Linked DNA regions of Homo sapiens: region 2 is linked to region 1. The links are chromatin loops, found by intact Hi-C in ENCODE. Cell type or tissue: tibial artery. All regions are shown on one strand. Each heading gives the region's core, and the rest is flanking DNA. Links, peaks and the distances in the headings are about the cores only. Region 1 overlaps ITGA9 (integrin subunit alpha 9). Region 2 overlaps ITGA9 (integrin subunit alpha 9).

Region 1 (8,334 bases), core at 262-8,261:
ATATAGGCAGATTCTAGTAGGCTTTCAAGGAATGGATAATTCTTATGTTAATATAAGCTGTTCCAGAGAGTAGAAAAAGATAAAGAAACTCATTCCAGAAAACTAACATAGCCCTGGTACAGAAACCAGAAATGGAGAGCGGGCACACTCACGCAAAAATAGGAAGCAGTGAGCCAAACTCACTTTGAAAACAGATACAAAAGTTCTAAATAAATTGCAAATTGAGGGCCGGGCGCGGTGGCTCACGCCTGTAATCCCAGCACTTTGGGAGGCCGAGGCGGGTGGATCATGAGGTCAGGAGATCGAGACCATCCTGGCTAACAAGGTGAAACCCCGTCTCTACTAAAAATACAAAAAATTAGCCGGGCGCGGTGGCGGGCGCCTGTAGTCCCAGATACTCGGGAGGCTGAGGCAGGAGAATGGCGTGAACCCGGGAAGCGGAGCTTGCAGTGAGCCGAGATTGCGCCACTGCAGTCCGCAGTCCGGCCTGGGCGACAGAGCGAGACTCCGTCTCAAAAAAAAAAAAAAAAAAAAAAAATTGCAAATTGATTCCTATTAGAAGAATAATATAGTCTGGGTAAAACAGGATGTAATCCAGGAATGCTAAGTTGGTTCTCCATGAGGAAACTGATTAATATAACTCATTATATATTATTATTAATAATAAAAGGATTAAATGAAAAATAACCAAATGATAATCTTGATAAGGGTTTCTAAAAAGTTAAAAATTAAATTCAACATTTATTTATGATATTTTATTACATTTCCAGTAAGGAAAGCATAGAAGACTTCCTCAACTTGACAAAGACCCTTTGCCAGAAACCTATAGGAAACTTCAAGCTAAGTGAGGAACAGGCATGAGTCCCTGCTAGTGTCTCTTCAGTTTAGTTGTGTTGGAGGCCTTAACAATAAAAAGAAATGATAGCCTTTATTCTTAAAAAAAAAAGTATCCTATTGTAAAAATTGTTATTGTCTCCCTAAAAAAATCCAAGAGAATCAACTGATTGGCCCTGAGGACTTGTGAATACAGAAGGTAAGAGCTGAAGCTGACTGTAAACTGCCTGATCTTCAAATGCTTTCCCCAGAGACACACACAGACCCACCAACTGAGGGTGAAAACCTTCCTAGATCAAGATGTTTACATACAGCCTCTGACCAGTCACTGGCTGATCACTAAGCTGTGCTGATCCAGGACAGCCCCTACAAAACCAGGCTTAAAAATAAAAACAAGTGATAAATATATATATACATATATATATACCCACACACACACACACACACACACATATACCCACATACATATATATGCATACATGCAATATATATTTTGCCAGCAGAAACATCAGAGGCTGCACACTCCAGGAAAAACAGACTCCAGAGACTATGTCTAGGCAAGTCACTAAACAAACAAAACAAAAAAAAAGTAACAACTACCCCTCAATGGGAGGGGTAAGAATCCAGAATTGCTACAATATATTATCTAAAATGTCCAATTTAAATACACACAGACACTGTATATATCATATATATTTCTCATGTGCTATACAGGAAGAAAAAAACAGTTAATAAAAACTGAGGAACCCAGATGTTGGATTTAACAAAGACTTCAAAGCAGCTATTACAAATGTTTAAAGAACTAAAATCAGTTTAAATAAAGTATGACAGCAATGATTCATCAAATAAAGAATATCAGTAATAATATTGATGAATAAATTAAAATAAGTGGAAATTAAATAAATGAATAATAAAATAGATGGAAATTATAAGAACCAAGGGGAAATTCTGGAATTGAAAGTAAAACATGGGCTGAGCATGGTGGCTCATGCCTGTAATCCCAGCACTTTGGGAGGCTGAGTTGGGCATATCACCTGAGGTCAGGAGTTGGAGACCAGCCAGGCCAACATGGTGAAACCCTGTCTGTACTAAAAATACACAAAAATTAGCCAGGTGTCGTGGGCAGGTGCCTGTAATCCCAGCTACTCGGGAGGCTGAGGCAGGAGAATCGCTTGAACCCGGGAAGCAGAGATTGCAGTAAGCCGAGATGTGCCACTGCACTCCAGCCTGAATGACAGAGCAAGACTCCATCTCAAAAAAAAAACAACAAATAAATAAAAGAAAGTTAAACACCTGACTGGGCACGGTGGCTCATGCCTGTAATCCCAGCACTTTGGGAGGCTGAGGCGGGTGTGAGGTTAGGAGTTCAAGACCAGCCTGGCCAACATGGTGAAACCCCATCTCTACCAAAAATACAAAAAATTAGCTGGGAGTGGTGGCAGATGCCTGTAATCCCAGCTACTCAGGAGGCCGAGGCAGGAGAGTCGTCTGTAATCTCAGCTACTCAGGAGGCTGAGGCAGGAGAATTGCTTGAACCCAGGAGGCGGAGGTTGCGGTGAGCCGAGATCACACCACTGCACTTCAGCCTGGGCAAAAGAGTGAGACTCTGTCTCAATTTAATTAAAAAAAAAAAAAGCAAAACACCTGAAATGAACAATTCATTAGAGGGGCTCAATAGCATATTTGAGCTGACACAGAATCAGTGAACTTGAAGCTGGATTACAGTACAGATTTTCCAATCTGAAGAACAGAAGGAAAAAAGAATAAAACACAAGCAAAATGGTTGAAGCCCCAGAGGCCTTTGGTGTGCTTTGTGGGACACCACAAAGTTTATCAAGATATACACAATTGGAGTTGCAGAGAAAGACGATAGAGAAAAGAGGGCAGAAAAAAAAATTTGATGAAATATCGTTCCAAAACAGTGGCAGTGTATAAACTCTTCAATAAATGATATGAAGACAATTGGCTATCCATTTGGGAAGACATTAGAGAAAGCCTGTACCTCACAGAAAAAAACAAACAAACAAAAAACAGGTGAATTAAAGTTAGATGTTAAAAAAAATATTTGCAGAACTGAATATTTTCATAATCTTTAGATGGGAAGCTCTTCTTCCTAAGCAAGCCATAAAATCCTGAAACCATAAAGAAAAAATTAACAAATTTAAACCTATAAAAATGTTAAACTTTTATGTGATCAAAATACATCATAAGGGAAAAGATATTTGGGAGAACATATTTGCAACATGGGTAACAAATAGATAATATATAAATTACTTCTACAAAATAATGCAGAAAAGACCAAAAATTATAAAAATGGTTGAAGTTATATGAACAGGAAATTCACAAAAGAAGAAATTTTAGGGGCTGGGTGTGGTGGCTCATGCCTGTCATCCCAGCACTTTGGGAGGCTGAAGCAGGAGGATCACTTGAGGCCAGGAGTTCAAAAAGAAATTTTAATAGCAAATAAACATATAGAAAGATGCCTAGCCTCACTGGTAATCAGAGCAATGCAAACTTAAAATGAGGTTTTTCTCCTCATTAAACTGGCAAAAATCTAAAAAATTGTTAAGATCCATTGTTGGTTAAGATGAAGAGAAATGAGCACTTTCAAATACTGCTGGTATGAAAGGCAATTTGACAATAACTACCAAAATTTAAAATATGAATATCAACAATTCCACTTTTAGGAACCTGTCTCAAAATTTTCACATAATATATCCAGGAGAAACTTCTAATTTTCTGATAGTAGGTGTATATTATCAGGGTTCTCAGCATAAATGTTGACTTCTATTTTGGTGAAGCAGAATATAACTTTAATAATGCTCCCTTAGGATTCTGAGAGAAAGTTGTTAGATTCAGACCAAAAAGTATGAAATCTTACTAACTTATTACAGATAGGTATAGTGCAGAGATACTGTATCAAGTACTTTACAAGAACAAATTAATCTAATCTTCATAATAATTTCTTAAGGAAATTGAGGCAAGGAAGAGTTAGAGGGAAGGCCAAGGTAAATTGGTAAGTGGCTAAGTTGACGTTCACTCTTAACAGTGGGGTTCACTGTGAAATAGGAGTTCAGCAGGACTTGTTTCTCAAGACGCAGGTCACAGAGACCCCGCTGATAAAGCAGGATGTGGTAAAGAAGCCAGCTGAAGACAGCCAGAATCAAGATGGTGACACTAATGATAATTCACCAGCACCATGACAATTTACAGATGCCATGGCAACTCCTAGAAGTTACTCTGTATGCTCTAAAAACAGAAGGAACCCTGGGTTCTGAGAATTCGCAGCCCCTCTCCTGTAAAACTCATGAATAATCCACTCCTTTTTTAGCATTTAATCAAGAAATAACCATTAAAATAGGCAAGCAGCAGCCCTTGGGGCTGTGTTACCTATGGGGTAACCACCTTTTATTTCTTTACTTTCTTAATAAACTTGCTTTCACTTTACTCTCTGGGCTTCCTCTTGAATTCTTTCCTTTAGGAAGCCAAAACCCACCGGCCCTCCCAGGCCAAACCCCAATTTGGGGGTTCATCCTGCCACAACTGTACAGTGTGGGGTCAAGGGGAACCCTTGGTCTTTTTCACTGAAAAATCAACTCAGAAAAGGCAGATTAATAGGAGAAAAGGCACACAGATTTATTTAACTTGTATACAGGGGAGGCTTCAGAATGAAGACCCAATCCCCTGGTAAGGTACAGAAGCTTATATACCATCTTGAGGTTATAGAAAGAATGCAGGCTCAGAGCATGACCACAACCAGGTTTTAATGGCAAGACATGTCATGGGGGAGAGAAAGAAGGAGGCTTGGCTAGCAAAGGTGGCATTGTTATGTAGATGAAGCCTTCCAGGTCATAACTCCTAGAGAGAATAGATGGTGAATTTCTTTTCAGACTTGTAAAGGTGTCAGACTCAATCTGTCCTAGATCTGGGAAAGGCCTGGAAAGAGAAGGGCTGGCTGCATTCAAGGAGATTCTCTACAGGTGCAAAATTTCCCCACAAGAGACAGTTTTGCAAGGCCACTTCTGTCTGCTGGCCCAGCAGCAGCCATTTCAAACGATGTCAAAGAAATCTATTTTGGGATAAAACATTTTGATTTCCTTTAGCCACTTGCAGGGTCTTGCGCCATCCTTTTGTCTGGGTGCGTAGCTGTCCAGCAGCTCTAGCACTACCTGGAAGTTGAGGCATGGTCATGCAGAACTAAGGCCCCACCCAGGCCTGCTGAGTCAGAGCCTTCACTTCAGCAAGATCCCCAGGGATTCCTTTGTCTGTTCATATTTAAGAAGCCCTGGTCTAAAGCATGAGACTTAAATCTCTGCTCTCCCATTTTCTTATCTGTAAAATGGTGATGACAGTCCTCACCACAAGAGGCTGTTGTGGGGATATTTTTATACACATGTTCATTCTTTCAACAAATACTTTGCGCCCAGCATATGCTAAGCACCTAGTGCAGAGAGGAAAACAGACAAAAAGTAATTTCCAGCCATCATGTAGCTTACATTCTGGTGGGGAAAGAGTAATAAGTAAAGCATATAGTTTATTACATGATGGTAAATGCTCTGGAGAAAAATTTAAAAAGCAAGAGGATAGGGATTGGGAAAGGCTGTAATTTTAAACGGAGTGGTCAGGGACAGTTTCACGGAGACCTTTATTCAGAAGTTGCAGGGACCAAAGCTATCTTACGGGAGTTTGCAATGAGAATTTCTTTGCCCATGGAGTCCTTGCCAAGTCTATGTCTTTTCTGAGAATTCTCTCCCCCTTGATTTCAGCCCTGTTTGATTTCTGACCTTTGAAATGCCAGCCCCCATGCTGCCGTTGTGTGGGGTTCCGACTGGACATCCAGAAGTCTCCGTGTGTGTTCTCATTAGCTTTCACTCTGGGGGAGTTTTCTGCCACAATGTGAATCACTTATTTTGCTGGCAGCAGCAGTTGACAGTGACACTGATTTTTAAAGCCTGCACATTTCACATCAGAAAAGTCCTGGATTTTATGACTTAGCTATGCTTAGAGGATAATTGCAACAAGAAGTCTCCCCTGCAGCCAGCTTATTGGAGCTGAGACTTGTATAAGAGCCAGACCTGGCACTTTAAACAGCCCAGCAAATAACCCAAAACAAAAATGAACAATGCACATTTTTATCTATGCTGCTCTTCCCCATCATGAACACATGCTTCTTTTTTTCCTCGCCTTCACCCTCAATTTTTTTTGTGGAAATTCAATGGTTGACTGTACCAAGCCAGCTCTCTGGGTGAGAGGTTCCTTCTAACAAGGATTAGAAACCCCTCTCATGTAGGAAGAGGTGGATTTGGGGGATTATATGATCCAACCCTCTACCTTTGGACAGAATACAATCGAGATGTCTCCCCAGTACACAGAACTGCTTTTCCAGCAAGTTCTCTTTGTTAAGCCATTCTGGTATCCCTCAAATCCCTTGTTATGACTATCCACAATTCTCCATGCCCCATGACCCTTTCTTAGCTAAAATGAAAAATAATTGCCTAGTTCCCTCATGTAGAGAAGTTGAGCTATTACCTTGACTTCCCCCTTCTCTTCCAAAAAAGATTACAATTCCTTTAATTTTCTTTCCCATCCTAGGGTGTCCTCTTTGCTCTCTCCATATTCTCCAAATAAAAATTCAAAACTGAGCAGCAAATCCTGTGCCTCTTCATCCAACCCCTCCTCATCATGAATCATTATCACTCAGGAAGTAAGGACCTGGTTTACTATCTGAGAACTTTAGTCCTAATAATTTCTCTACACCAACTTCTAGTCCTAATAATTTATCCGTATAATGCTCAGAAACACTCCGAGATTCTCAGTAAAAAAAAAAAAAAAAAAAAAAAAATCAAGGAAATCTTAATGGCCAAAGCCATAGGTCCAAAACCCGGCGTTCCCTCCCACCCAACTTTCCAGGCCATTTTCTCCAATAGCCCCTCATCCCTGACCTTGTCTTCCAGCCTCCCTGGACCATGAATGCTGCTGAAGGCTCTCACTTTGTACTTCCCTGGGCCCCCTGCCCTTGCTAGTGACTTCTCCTCCCCTCTGGCTGTGGAAAGCTACTCATTCTTCAAGACCCAGTTCATATGTCCTCTCTGTCAAGGCTTCCCAGATGCCTTCACAGATGGCCCTGCCTCAGGGCCTTTGCACCTGCCTTTGCTGAGAACACTGTTCCCTCCAATCTTTGCATAGCTGGCTCCTTCTTATTATGCAGATCTGAGCCCAGAGTTCACTTTCTCAATAAGTCTTCCCTGAACACTTTACCTAAAGTTGCAAACCCCCATTACTCTCTATCTCATTTGTATGTTGTTTTCTTCATAGCACTTGTCACTATGTGAAATTACTCTCTTATCATCAGTCTTCTTCCACCAGATTAAAAACACCATGAGAGTAAAGGGCAAGGTCCTTATTTTCTGTGTATTTGCAGCATTTGGTGCCGAGACCATAGTGAGTGGTGAGACAAATGAAAGAAATGGCTGCTTCCACTCTGTTAGTGGCATCCTCAGACACACAGTCACCCCTTGTATCTCCTGGGGATTGGCTCCAGGACATCCCCCCATCTCTACTTGAGATCGCCCAGTAGGAATATTTTGAACAAATTCCTTTAACCCATGGCAGAGGTTGCCTTAATTTCAATGTGAGAATAAGAAGGTGAAATTTTGAAATAAGAGATTGAATTACTTATCAGAAACGAAAGCTTCTTAGAGCAAATTTAAACTCTACAAACTTTGGTCAGGGATTTGAACACATATTTCCTTCCCCCTCAGTTTCTCTCACACAGACACTGCTGATCTCAGTAATGGCCCTAAACTTTCTTTTCTTTTTCTTTTGCATTTTCTTCTTTCTGCACATGTATGAATGCAAGCTGAATAGTCAAGTTCCTGAAATGGGTCAGGATTAGGTTTGCCTTAAATCTTTTTCTCAACAGAAGCCAAACACTTAAAAGAAGGGAGATGGCTGATTGAATTCTGGAACAAAAGTTACATTCCTAGGCTCTTGGTTAATTTGAGCTTGGCTAGAGGGAGAAAGCGTGTGTGTTTCTGTGCACAAGTTACACTCAACACACACCCTCTGGAAGGTGGGGGTAAGCTTCAGTCCCGGCTGTCCGTACAGAGTGTGGTTCAGAGGCTGCCCTTTAACCTGTGTGGCCAGAGAGAATAAATCAAGCCAGCAGTGCTGTCTCCCTGCTGACTGAAGGCGCCCGGCCTTATCAAGGAGCCCAAATGTCTTGTGCTCACAGCTGCTGTGACATCTGGAAGCATTAACACTTTGTTGCCAGCATGTAGGCTAGTTGAATGCCGATGCGTAGGTGCCTGGTGTTTTCTGGTCTGCTACATGAATAGGCGTCAAAAGTTGGTGGTGAGGAGTTTGCTTACGTTCATTCCTTAAAAGCAACATGACACAGAGCCTTGCCATGGCAGGGGTGATGGGTTGTTACCAAAGTCGATAACAGGAAATCTCACTGAGGATAAACAGGGCTCATCGGCCATTGCCGAGAAACACATG
Region 2 (8,334 bases), core at 247-8,246, 52 kb after region 1:
AATGTAGGATTATTTTAAAGACCTACGTATTTCTAGAACTTCAACTACAGACCTCTTGTTAACTCTGATTCCCATGTCTACAACCTAAGAATGATACATTATGTTTAGTGAATAGTGATTCGGTATCACACTGACAGTACGGTGCAGTAACCCAAAGACCTGTTAATTGATGGTCTAAACTCCAGCCTCATATTTGACTTATACGGGAGGTCTTAATGTTTCCGGCTTATTGCCATATTCCATATGTAATTTCCTCCATTCCTTTCAAGGGGAAAGCCACTGAGTGTTACCCAGCTGCCACTGCTGACCGGTTGCCCACTTCACTGAGGGCCTTTGAAGACAGCGGTTGGCGGGGACAGTGTTGAAGTCCTCTTCCCTTTACAGAACCGTGGCTCTTGAATGTCCTTCTAGAGTAGCTCTTGGCATTGCTACCTATGGTCATTTGCTGCTGCCTTGAGGTCCGGAGCCAAAAGTGGTTGTTCCCAAAAGTGTTGCATAAACGTGAATCGTGACATGGTACTGAAAGCTGAGCAGAGCAGCTGGCCATGCCGCCGCATTCACAGCACCACACAAGCCTGAAGGTCTGCATGCTTTATGCTTGCAAGATGGCCAGCACCTTCACTAGGCAAAGAGTAGTAGGTCCCTACTAGGTGGCAGGCCCTGGGCAAAGGGACAAAGATAAATAAACAACAGCCCTCACCTAGTCTGTTTCTTTTTTTTTTTTGACAGAGTCTCACTCTGTCACCCAGGCTGGAGTGCAGTGGTGCAGTCTTGGCTCACTGCAACCTCCGCCTCCCGGGTTCAAGCAATTCTCCTGCCTCAGCCTCCTGTGTAGCTAGGATTATAGGTGTGCGCCACCATGCCTGGCTAATTTTTGTATTTTTAGTAGAGACAGGGTTTCACCATATTGGCCAGGCTAGTCTTGAGCTCCTGGCCTCAAGTGATCCACCCACCTTGGCCTCCCAAACTACTAGGATTACAGGTGTGAGCCACCATGCCTGGCCTCAACAACAGAGCCCTCACCTAGTCTTGAAGACCTTTAGGAAAATCAGCTTCAGCAAAGCCCTGAAGGTGAGCAGGACTTGGCCTGTGCCACCAGCCCCTGGCCCCACCTACGCATGCACTGTGGTGCTACTGTTTACCTAAATCAGAAAGCCCTTATCGTGTCAGCAAGTGTCTTTTCCAGAGCTGAGCTCCAGGCTCCCTGCTGATGTGCTCAGCCAGACCAGCCCCTCATCTGCCTCTGACCCTGTGCAGCTCCTGGCGGCCTTCAAGAAAGCCCATCTGCTGGCATCTCAGGCATCTTCTCATGCTTGGCGGCAGCAGGCCCTGGCTCTGACACAAAATCCACAATGAGGGCCCCAAGCTAACCAGACCGCTCTTCAAATTCTGAAATGGATCCTAATCAGCTTTCCCAAAGCTGAGATGTTAGCAGACACTGGGAGCCATAATTTAAACTTTATGTGCGAGGATTACAGTAGCCAGCCAAACCACCATGCAGGAAGAAAACTTTGAAATATGAAATGCTTTTAAAGGAAGAAAAGTCCAAATGAGTCCCCTCTCCTTTCCTGCAGCTCCTGACTGGGTTGGAAGATGCCTGGGCCTGGCATCTCTTCAAGACAATCATAAAGGCCTGTTTAGGAGGAGAAAGTTAAATTGCTCAGAGGTGCAGGAGGGATAACAACTTTGTGTGTGACTGGCACCTTTAAGAAATACCTTCAGCTTATATAAGCCAGCCTGGTTTCTGTGGAAAGAATGAAGATGATGGGGTGTTTCTCCTTTTGAAGAAAGACACCCCCCTTCCCTTATTTAGGGCTCCAAGCTCTTCCCTCCCTGTCTTTCTCTCTGCTTCCCTCTCACCCTCCTCCCCTCCCCAGCTCTGTCCTTGTTTGTTTGCAGTTTGCCAAAACATACAGGCCACCACTCAGTGAAGGAGAGAGACCATATCCTCCCTCACTGCTGTCAACCAAGGACCCTCTCTCTCCCATTTGACCCTTTTGCAAACCGAGATGGTTTGGAGCAAAGGGAAGTGAGACTGCTTGGCCAGCCCTATGGCCATGTCTTCCCAGGAGGCCCAGGACCTACTTGCTCAAGTGGCAAAGAGACAGGCTGCAGAATGTGTTTGCCAGCCCTCTGAAAAGGGCTGCCTCAAACCCTCTATCAGCTGGGGCTGTTCCAAGAGCCTGCTGCTTTAGGACTGGCTTTGGGCTCATGGTTTTTATTTGAGAGCATTACTTCTGACCTAAGGCAGAAACACTTAGAAAACAAATCTGTGAAATGGCTCAGAGAATGTGTAAGGTTTGGCAACCCCTCCAGAGGTCACTGGGTTATCACCTTCCCTTCAAACTGGGCTGGGAGGGCATCCTTGCTTCTCCTCCAAAGAAAAAAAATGAACAGACACATGCCCATGTGCTTGCACACACACCCTTCACACTGCCTCAATTAGAACCATGTGCCAATGACATTCAGTGGGGGCTTGTTTATGCTTGGGAGTAAATATTGGGCTGATGTTGCACTGTCGACATCTCGAGACAGAGACATGCTATGTAAATAGTCAAGTAACTGAAGAGAACTATAAACATGAAGTCTTGAGTTAGTCCAAAAAAGGAATTTGTCCCAGGTCCTCAGAATCACTGTCTAGGAAGCAACCCAAAGGCCGCGGAGTGGGTAGGATCCCCCAAGAGACCAGATGTCATGGTGTTGTCCAGCTGGTCCCTCTCACCCTGCAGGGGGCTGGGGAGGAAGAGGCTGCTGCTGCAGGGTGGATACCCCAGAACTCAGTCAGGCCTCATGCCTCACGCAGCACCCATCTAAGTAAGGCTGTTTGGGGCAATCTGTTGTTTCCCTAGGAGTTTTCTGGTTGCTTTTGGATACATGGTTATATGAGAAAATTGTGTATGTCTGTTACGAGGGTTCAGGGAGCTGCTCTTTGGAGCTGCAGGACCAGCAGACACAAAAACCAGAAAGCACACTGTTCCTTCGGCTTCCAGCCAAGCAAAGCTTGGCTTGAGTCACCTCCTCTAGGGTTTCTATGTTTCTTCTGCTACAGATAGAACAGTTAACAGAGCCGCTTGCCCCTCAAATGGTGAAGCAAGCACTGGAAGGTTCCAGAAAAAATGCAGAAAAACATTGACTCCATTGGCTTGGAAGTGAGTGTGGGGCTGCTGGGCATCCAGCTTAGCCCATCATTAATCATTTCCCAGCACCTTCAGGGTGGGCTCAGCTGGCAACAAAAACAGAGATTTGCCCAGTGTTTCTCAAAGCTCTCCCCAAGGCACCCATGCGTGCTCACATGAGCGGGTGTGTATGTCTGAAGGAGGCCTACTTAACCTTGGGATGTGCTAATTTCCCAAGTGTAGGGGGACTTTGGGTCCTGGCAGTAATGGAATAGGTAGGACTGGCTATGAAGTACTATAGCAGGCTGAAGGGGCTCGTGGGTTTCCTGGCATGTGTATGAAGAGTTACAGATTTAGACCATGTATCTCTTAAGCAAAGGAACTACAGGTGCTCCTTGACTTATCATATTTTAAGTCAGAAATGCATTTAATACCCCAATAAACCCATCATAAAGTCAAAAAACTGTTAAGTCGAGGTATGGTAACTTGGGGATTATTTGTACTTGTTAGATCATCAAATTCAGAGTCACTATCTTTAGTTTAGTGTTTATCTTTAGTCTTTAGTTTTTATATTTTATCTTTAGCCATTATCTTTAGTTGAAGTCATTATCTTTACTTAAGGGGATGACAAAAACCTTGCTAAATTTAGTTTTTCACTTCCTCATTCCTGATTGACATTCTATTAGAAAATGTTAGCTAGGAAGACCTGTTCTTTATTTATTGACTTGCATTTATTGAGAACTGTTGGGAATAATATTGTGCCTCTAGGGCATTTAGAAGATAACATGCTTTTTTCTGGTTCTTGCAAATTACTTTCGGTGACTTGTTCTCATGGGTTGCTTATTTTGAGTTTTTATTTTTAGAGAACTGATATTTTTTCTGTTCTTGATGAGGTAATCAGGCAGTCTCTATGTTACATGAGTTAAGAGTCCTAGACTTACTTAGCAAGTCCTCAATTCTGACACTTATTATAAGACATCTGATCCAGAGCTGCATGTTCAACTCCATCAAGCCTTGCCTACTTTCCTCATCGGTAAAATTGACCTTAAAATCCCACAGTTCAAAAGACTATAAAAGTTAAATAAGTGAACATAACTGCATGTGTTTTGTGAATTCAAAGACCTCATAATCTTTTAAAATATTATTAAATTCTGTTTTATTTGTTTCTTTCAAAAATTAACAGATTTTTAAAAATTGAAAATTGAATTTTCAAAAAATTTCTCAAAAATCTTTGAGAAAAATTGAGATGGGACAAAGACTCTGTGCCTTGTTCCCCCTTAGTGTGAGTCCTGAGTACCCAGCTGTGTGGCCCACAGTCTAGAGCCTTGAATTCACTTTGGGGAAAACAGAAAAAGCTGTCATGATGTTTCAGGGCTGGAAGAGGTCTGAGAATCCCATTGATCTCTTAGGCAGAGACGAAGACACTATGGCTCGAAGCCAGAAAATAACCTTCCCAGGCTGGGCGCGGTGGCTCACACCTGTAATCCCAGCACTTTGGGAGGCCAAGGCAGGCGGATCATCTGAGGTCAGGAGTTCAAGATCAGCCTGGCCAACATGGTGAAACCCCATCTCTACCAAAATATAAAAATTAGCCAGGCCTGGTGGTGCAGACCTGTAATTCCAGCTACTTGGGAGGCTGAGGCAGGAGAATCGCTTGAACCCGAGAGGTGGAGGTTGCAGTGAGCCAAGATCGTGCCACTGCACTCCAGCCTGGCAACAGAGCGAGACTCCATCCCCCACCCCCCCAAAAAAGAAACAATATTAGTTTGACAGAGCCACCACTAGACTATAGGGTACCTTTGTGCAAACTATAATAGTAAATAGCACCGCTTCCTAAAGACTCTTTACTTCCATCTGTCAGAAAAAATTCAGAAAACTCTGATTTTATGAGAACAAGACACTCTACTGCCATCTGTTGGAAAACAGTTATAATAAACTTATACACATACATGATATCTGTGATGTGAGTGGTATCCCCCAGCCCCTTAAATGCAGTGTAGCACCTGCACTACTGTACCTACAACTCCCTAGCCATGAGAGTGCATTATGTTTTAAGAAATGGTCTTCAGACTCTAAAAAAAGGAAGACATACATCAGTGGTAGCTCTGATCTCCCATCCAAGAGATTACGCATAGGCTGTGTTAGGAACAGGACTGGAGACCCTGCAGTGTTAGAGTGGGGCATAGAGCTTGCAAGGCTGTTTCAGCCAGGGGTGGGTGGGGGTGATTTTCAGGCCTAATGCTGACACCACTCCACTGAGAGAAAGAAGCTTGCTTCCGGGTGCCTGCAAGAGATGACAGTGCCTTCACCTTGTTGTTAGCAAGAATTGCATACATAAAAACTTGAGCACATGAAAGCCACATGTAAGAGTGAGTTCAGGTGCTCTAAATCCTTTCCAGATTGTTAACACACTGTCTATGTCAAATCCTTACACTAGCATAGTGATGAGAAAGTGAGCCAGCTTTTGCTCTTAGAGATGAACAAGAGAAGTCTGGTTCAGGCCGGGCGCGGTGGCTCACGCCTGTAATCCCAGCGCTTTGGGAAGCCAAGGCAGGCGGATCACTTGATGTCAGGAGTTTGAGACCAGCCTGGCCAACAAGATGAAACCCCGTCTCTACTAAAAATATGAAAATTAGCTGGGCAGGGTGGTACACGCCTGCAGTCCCAGCTACTCGAGAGGCTGAGGCAGGAGAATCACTTGAACCTGGGAGGCAGAGGTTGCAGTGAGCCGAGATGGCGCCATTGCACTCCAGCCTGGGTGACAGAGTGAGACTCTGTCTCAAAAAAAAAAAAAAAAGTGAAAAGTCCAGTTCAGCAAGGCACACTAACTGATGCTGTTTAAATCTAGAGCCCTATCAGCTGTCTGTCTGATTCATTAAGTCAGCAAAAAAAATATTGAGTCTGTACCAGTTAACTTATGCTACTTGACAAACCACCCCAGTATTCAGCGGCTTAAAAGCAATATCCATCTATGCAGGTCACAGTTCTGTGGGTTGGCTATTTGGACTGAGCTCAGTGGGGCAGTTTGAGCTCAGCGAGACTTACATGTGCCTCTGCGGGCAGCTGGGAGTTGGCTAGTCTGGGAGGGCTTCAAAAAAAACTGGTCTCTTAGCAGGTTAGACATAGGCATTTGTGTGGAAGCAGGGCAGGGTTCTGAGAAAGTAATTGGAAGTGTGCACAGCCCCTTGGGGACTGTGTAACAGACACAACATCTCCTCCCTCTCATCCAATTGTCAAAGCTAGTCTCAGTGGAGAATCAAGGCTGGGAAAATAGACTCCACCTCACGATGGGAAGAGCTGGAGAGTCACATGGTAAAGGGTGTGGAGGGTATGTGGGCATCTTTGCAATTTATCGCTGGTACCAAGGACAGGTGAGATGCTGAGTACTGGGGATTGAAAGCACAAAGCCTGCCTTCAAAGAGTCCTAAGACAAATGCAGGAGATAATAAGGGGGCAGACTGTTAAGTTTCTGCTTGATAGTGCCATGGTAGGGAAATGTGACTTCTCTGGAATTACAACTGAGTGACCTGGGATTATTGACACATTACAACATCAGCAGCCAAAGGTATGTGCTAGAGAATCCTATTTCCCTGTTACATCCTTCCACAGTTTCATGATTACATTCTCCTTCATGGCATGTGACCAGCCACATCTGGCCATGTTTTCTTAGCCAACCACATCTTTATCGCAAAAGAATGACATTTCAAGCAGTAGCTTCTTAGATTTCCATTCAGTCTTGGTCCGTTTTTCTGGCCTTCTGTGGGTGTGCTGTGGGGATGATGTCTATGACTTTTTCTTAATTATCCAGAAAATTCTGGCCAAGCACCTTTTCTTGCAGAGGGGAGAAGGTGAAGAGGTTTCAGGAGAGAAAAGTATATGTGTGGGGGCGTCAGAACATGGCATTCTGATGAATGTGGTCTTATGCTGGGAAGAAACCTCCAGGGCTGAAATCACCAGGAACTCAATATCTGTTTACAAAACTGGCCTTGAGGATTGAAGCTCAGAACACAAGACTCTTGCCAGTTGTTCTAAGAAAGCTTCTGCTCTTTCCCAGTCATTCAAACTGCACCACCTTATCGACTTCCCCTCACGGTGAATGCTCAGGATCTCCTTGGCAACGTGGGTGAAGATACCTGCTGGCTCTCTTGACAGTTCTCGTCTTTGGCTTGGCCAATAAACCCCCTTTAGGGAAGTAGAAAGATGGTGGCAACAGACAGCTCCTCAGCTCCACCTGCCTTCCCTTCTTCAGGGGAGCTTATGACCATCAGGGTGGCTGTGATGCTTCCCTGGATGTTTGGCTCACAGTGAAGAAGCATGAGGACAAATACACAGACAACAAAAACATTTGATGTGCCCATGACAGCTGGGTTTGCTTCACGATTTGTGTAGGACACGTCTTATATGTGCATGCACTGTTGGCAGCAGACTGCAGAGAGTCTTAAGGGTTTTCCAGTATGACTTGGGAATTGCAAGCTGATGATACCATGGTACCACAACCTGCAGTGTGGCAAGCCTACCAGCACCAGGTCAAGTGTGTGTCTCTGTTTGATTTCCTCTATTCAAGGGGATTGAAACAATGATTTGAGGGCAAGTCATTTATTTGGAAGGTGATCTCAGGAAAAACTGTTGGAGAGCAGGGAAGGAAGCCAATAAAAGATTTGTCATCAAGCTGGTTACCTCTGCAGGCAAGCTCCATGGGGAAACTGGTAGAACGTACACCTCAGGGTTATCCCACCCAAGGAGAGAGGGAGCTGGGGTATTTGTACACCCGATACAGTCAGCCTTGTTTAAAGGAAGATGCAGAGAGGAATGTCTGACCTCATAAACAGAGCCCACCAATGTTAGTGAGCCAAGGACGAGAGATGCCGAGTCTCTCAGAGCATGGGAGGAAAGGTAAGCTTTGGGCTACAAACGTTGCTTCACTGTTTGGTGGTGATGACTATGTGAGAAAAACTAGACACTTGTCTTACCATATGTGAAAAGTTGTAAGACCAAATGTAACATCAAAGGGCAGGGTCTTTTCAGAACTAAGCTAGAGGAAATTGCCATCCTGGGTCAGGATGAAACGCCCGTTCTAAGTGAGAATGTGCTGCTGACTGTGGTGCACAGACAGCACAAATTCCATGGGTTTGAGAGAAAGATGTAAATGACAGCAAGGTAGAATGCAGACCTGCAGACGCTTTAAACAGCCTCTCACGTGAGAGCAGTATTTATTAAA

What was found. A loop is a pair of places that touch in the nucleus more often than their neighbours do. Peaks named below come from ENCODE experiments on the same cell type or tissue, not always from the same donor. Only the 100,000 strongest peaks of a DNase experiment are listed, where the experiment ranks them.
Region 2: it touches region 1 in a loop (2.5-fold over the local background); 1 of 110 quality-filtered maps calls a loop at or near these places.

Annotation. Positions count from the first base shown.
Region 1 is chr3:37,757,816-37,766,149 of GRCh38, forward strand. All of the region lies in intron 23 of ITGA9 (integrin subunit alpha 9), which reads left to right. The region is part of intron 3 of ITGA9-AS1 (ITGA9 antisense RNA 1); the gene reads right to left. Among named protein-coding and RNA genes, the nearest start is that of ITGA9-AS1, 100 kb to the right of the region's middle. RefSeq lists an enhancer at 6,693-8,334. In tibial artery, for the core only: a CTCF peak has its summit at 5,200; a DNase peak (open chromatin) is centred at 7,980; H3K27ac peaks cover 3,775 bases.
Region 2 is chr3:37,809,712-37,818,045 of GRCh38, forward strand. The region is part of intron 27 of ITGA9 (integrin subunit alpha 9); the gene reads left to right. The region is part of intron 3 of ITGA9-AS1 (ITGA9 antisense RNA 1); the gene reads right to left. Among named protein-coding and RNA genes, the nearest start is that of ITGA9-AS1, 48 kb to the right of the region's middle. In tibial artery, for the core only: a CTCF peak has its summit at 5,034 (motif pointing left); DNase peaks (open chromatin) are centred at 2,010 and 3,000; H3K27ac peaks cover 4,727 bases.